Regions from separate parts of the Homo sapiens genome. Here region 2 is linked to region 1. A link is an interaction called in ENCODE POLR2A ChIA-PET data of the cell type or tissue named here. Cell type or tissue: OCI-LY7. All regions are shown on one strand.

Evidence for each region. ChIA-PET counts read pairs that join two places held together with the same protein. Peaks named below come from ENCODE experiments on the same cell type or tissue, not always from the same donor. Only the 100,000 strongest peaks of a DNase experiment are listed, where the experiment ranks them.
Region 2: POLR2A ChIA-PET joins it to region 1 with 8 read pairs; 2 of 35 experiments call an interaction of 5 or more read pairs at or near these places.

The regions. Positions count from the first base shown.
Region 1 is chr14:32,319,880-32,322,379 of GRCh38, reverse strand. No RefSeq gene overlaps it. Among named protein-coding and RNA genes, the nearest start is that of AKAP6, 8.2 kb to the left of the region's middle. In OCI-LY7, no CTCF peak of the experiment used is centred here; no DNase peak of the experiment used is centred here.
Region 2 is chr14:31,967,177-31,969,676 of GRCh38, reverse strand. No RefSeq gene overlaps it. Among named protein-coding and RNA genes, the nearest start is that of LINC02313, 24 kb to the right of the region's middle. In OCI-LY7, no CTCF peak of the experiment used is centred here; a DNase peak (open chromatin) is centred at 1,036.

The sequences.
Region 1 (2,500 bases):
GTGTAATGTATAAGTAGGCACCAGTAGCATGCAGCTTCCTAGGAAGGGAAAAGAAAAGCTATTAGGTCCCAGAGGGGTTCACAGCCTCAGAGCTGAGACCCTTCAAAGGGTTAGGTTCAGGGCCAGAACTGGTAAGACCTACTCACAAGGTAGATGCAAGATATTATCCTCCCTTACTCCTGAACATTCCCAAATTTATGATAGTGACCACCATCTCAATGAGCTTGAGTTCCATTCCTCTCCTTTCCCAGGCAAAATTTCCATTGGCAAAGACGAAAACCTCAACAAGCCCAGGGAGGGTAGATCAGATCTTGAATGAACATTAGATTTGGAATCTGAAATAGACCTTGGGGTGATTTTGCCCATAGAAACTTGCCCTAACCAGTTCAGAGATTTCTCTGACGTCCTTCTGAATTCAAGATTTTCTCTTGTCTGACTTTATGGAACTTTATAGTGTTTTTATTTGTTTTTGTTTTTGTTTTTGTTTTGCTGTTTTGAGACAGGATCTCACTCTGTTGCCTAGGCTGGAGTGCAGTGGTGCAATCACACTTCACTGCAGCCTCAACCTCCCAGGCTCAGGTGATCCTCTCACCTCAGCTTCCTGAGTAGCTGGGACTATAGATATGCCAGCATGCCCAGCTAATTTTTGTGTTTTTTTGGAGAACAGGGTTTCACCATGTTGCCCAGGCTGGTCTTGAACTCTTGGGCTTAAGCAGTCTGCCTACCTCAGCCTCCCAAAGTGCTGGGATTACAGGCATGAGCCACCACACCTGGCCGACCAGTGTTTTGCTGTTTCATTTTGAATTTAACTACAAACACAAACATTTGACATGGAACCTACTGGCTTTAATGTGTTAATGGAAGCACAATTGTGCTGCTAATTTATACAGGCAAAGGAAAACACTGAGGACGAACATATTAGACAGGAGTTTACAAGCTTTTTGAACTGGGGCTTTCCTGTTTTAGCATTCGATGTTTTCATAGGTCTTAATCTTGCCTCCTCAAGTACACAGCTCTTTATGGTACTGCTATTTTGGTCACACTCCTAGGCATAAGCAATTTCTTAATAAGTCCTTCTTAATTCTTAATTATTTGAGAAAAATAGCATTATTTCTATTCCAGGCAATGATAAGCTTCCTGCAAGCTTTCTCTTTATCACCCCAGTGTTTGAAACGTTGTAAGATTCTACTAAGGTTTATATGTGTAAATCTTTATCCCTTCCTTTACTGCCTAAAATACCAAAATATAATTTGCTACTGAAAAGATTAGACCTAAAATGACAAAGCAAGTCAGCAAGAAAACACCTACTATGTGTCATCAGAGTTCTTATTTGCAGGAAATAAAGTGGTGCTCATGATACCTGTTTTCAAGTTATTCACAACTGTCTTGTAACTAACACAGCAATTTCACCCAACAAGTTCTTTCAATTTAGTCTCTGCCCCTTACCTGAGAAAAAATATTGATAATCAATCCTCATTTACAAATAGTCTCCCAGCATAAACAAATTACATTATAGAAAAATGGAAATTTCCAAGATAATTTTAAAGGCGTTCCTTTTTCTAAGGAAAATAATTATATCATGCTTACAAGGTAAAAATCCTTCAGTAATTAATATATTAAAGGGTACACTACAACAAAATCACAGCAGCTCTAACAAAAAAGATTTACTTATGGGGTAGAAACATTTTCTTTAGTGAATAATCCAGTTTGACAAATACACTCTTAAAAATCAGCTCTATGAAGTGTAGGGTTGTACACTATTCACAAGTCTTTCCATTTGCTAGGGTTCTATGAAATAAACAAGAGCTGAAATCCTACATCCTATGATAAGTATCAACTTCCTTTTACCTCTAGCTGAGACTTTACATCAGCCTGCCTTGTATTCCACTAAACAGATGTTTGTCTGTCACAGAAACAACTTCAACCTCCTTTGGGTCAAGAACTGTCTTCCAGAGTAGCATAGGTTGTGTAGCAAGCACTTGTTGGGCACCTCGCCTAGTAAATGTTTTTATCTGAGTTTGCCAAACTCAGCAACTTAATCCTCCCTCCTATTCTCCACCCCTGGCCAGTTAAAGACATGCAATCAAAAATTCCAAAACCAGCCAAGTGCATTGGCTCATGCCTGTAATCCCAGCACTTTGGGAGGCTGAGGTGGGTGGATCACCTGAGGTCAGGAGTTCGAGACCAGCCTGGCCAACATGGTGAAACCCTGTCTCTACTAAAAATACAAAAATTAGCTGGGTGTTGTGGCACATGCCTGTAATCCCAGCTACTTGGGAGGCTAAGGCAGGAGAATCACTTGAACCCGAGAGGCAGAGGTTGTAGTAAGCTGTGATTGTGCCACTGCACTCCAGCCTGGGTGACAGTGCAAGACTCTGTCTCAAAAAAAAAAAATTCCAAAGTCAACAGTCAAACATAAACATGTGTGCATATAAATACACACACATGCACATATAGATTTAAAAATATATGTGAGAATGAATTTTTGCATATAATATCA
Region 2 (2,500 bases), 350 kb after region 1:
CTGCTACATGTTGGTCTAGAAGAAATATTTCATTAACTACACTCTTGCTGTAGATGTTATCTAGTTGCCATAGAAACTTTGGAAGAAAAGCTTGTTTTTAACCCTTGGACTAGGTTTGCCACCCAGTTTTATAGCTCTATTTAAAGAGCCCCCTTGTTATTTTAAACGCTTCCCCTTCTGCTCACCTGTTTTCTCCTCCTGTTAGACAGCTGGACAGAACCTGTTCATGACCTTCAAACTGCCACTTATTGTGACTTCCAAGGCACAATTCCTGAGGGTGGATGGCTACAGCCAACAGTGCTTTTCTGTGTTTATCTGTGAGATGGGCTCTGGTTACAACAGCTTTTTTTTAAAGCTGAAGTTTCACTTTATCCAAAATAAAAATGAACTATCCTTTTCGTATTGCTTCAGCCAAGCAAACTTCTCCACTTAGCCCAAGTCTTTATAGAAGGCATCACGAGTCCCCACCCAGCTCCTCAGATAGCTTCCAAATTGGAAGTGTCTGGTTTCTAGATGCCCTAAGTACTATCCTTCCACTGGCCCATCCTCACTTCTCCTGGAGTTCCCAAATACAACACTAGGACTGCGCTTGCCTGTACAGCTTTTTCTTCCCTGGAGAACACATACACATCTCAGAACGGTTTACACTAGTGGGTCCCCAGGATGTGGGCTCCTGCCTGTCTCCCTACTGGGTGACATCTTTTCAACACTGTCTCTTTGTTCTCCTGCCTGGGGGCTCAATTTGGCACATATGGAAATTCTCATCTGGTTGCAATTGATTTTTTTCCTCAGGAGAGAGGTGGGTGTTGAACAACTGGGTTATATTTAGTGGGGTCATTCAGGGCCTGGCCTTGCTCTGGTTGGAGGGAAGGTTGAAGAACAGATGTTGGACACTTCCGGAAGCTAGAAAGTGTTAACCTGTGGAGGGCAGGATTCTTCCAAGCTCTTTTAATTTTGGTCATGATGGAGGTGTGGTCAGGTCCCATGGCTGAAACAATTTCATGCAAATAACACATTGCCCCTGCAAAGGCAGATCCTGTCTCCCAGAGAGGAAGTGAAAGTAGGGCTTCATTGTGTCCAGGTCATGACTGCTACTCAAGTGGACTTAACCCCTCAAGGTGAGGATGAAAATTAGGTCCAATTACTAAGGAGCTTGAAACTGCCAGGCAATTCCACCTCGCAGGAGTGCTATCCACTCAGGAGGACGTCTCATTTTAGAGCTCTCTGTACTGAATTTCTGCATTATGGAGCTCCAGAGAAAAGCTTGGATGGTTCCCACAAGAAGATTCATTGCAGCCAGCTCTGTTTCTGTGATTATCAAGTAACCACCGAGATTAGCCAGCTCATCAGTGAAACACTCCCTGGAGATGCAAGGGCTCCAGGGTTGCCAAAGACAGGCAGTATCTCTCTGCTAGGAAGTCCAAAGGCAGTAACTGTTGCCCACATCTGGCTCTAAACTGACACAATTCCAGGTAAGCCTTAGATGTGGGCAAGGAGGAATTTTGGTGCATCTCTGAGCTAGAAACTTCTTGTTTGCTTTATTTCTGAATGCCTCTCATGCCTCAGACAAAGCCTGGTGCATGGTAGATGCTGAACAAGTATTTGTTAAATGTGAATTAGGGTTTTTTTTTTCTTTTTTGCTATAGATCATAGATTTCTTTTTGAAAATAATGACTTTATTGAGATATACTTCACACATCATAAAATTCACCCTTTTAAAGTGTTCAATTCAGTGGTTTTTAGTATATCCACAGAGTTGTACAGCCATTACCACTATCTAATTTTAGAACAGTTTCCCCACCTCCTCTAAAAAACTGTGTACTCATTCTCCTCTTCCCCAAGACTTTGGTAAACATTAACCTACATTGTGTCTCTGACCATAGATTTCTGACCATTACATTCAACAGTTTTATGGATCTCTGTATGAGCACACAAAGCAAAATTTCTACCAGGGTCATGCTCTTCAGAAAGCATTGCTTGTATTTTCCTGGTTCTAGCTAATTCTGTCTCATCCTTTCTATCACTTAAGAGAACAGATGGCTTAAGCCTTCTCTAGGCCAAGGCTGTGTCTCTGTATTGCCAAACATGTTGATGAGCACTGAAATTCAGCCCAGAATCACAATGAAAGCAAATGTGAAATACCTGGACATCGCCAAAGTACTTCAGGCATTTCCCCACGCTCTGGCACTATTTAGCAACTGCATGGGTCACCCATTCTGGTGGGTGACCAGAAATGGCTCTTACCAGAAATGAAATTTGGGTATGCCAGGTCAATAACAGCATGTCAAGCTTGGCCTCAGAGGGTAGCATTGAGGCGGCGGCAGCAGCATTAACTGTGGAATTCACATGAAAAAGCCCCAAGCACTGTTTTGGGAGGAAGTTCCCAATCTGAAGCCTGGGGGGTTAGGTTGCCCTGGGAATAAGGGGCATAGCCTGAAGGTCTCAAGCCCAGGGCAGAGGTGGTCCAGGAGCCATGGTGGCAGCCAAGTACTGAGCACTA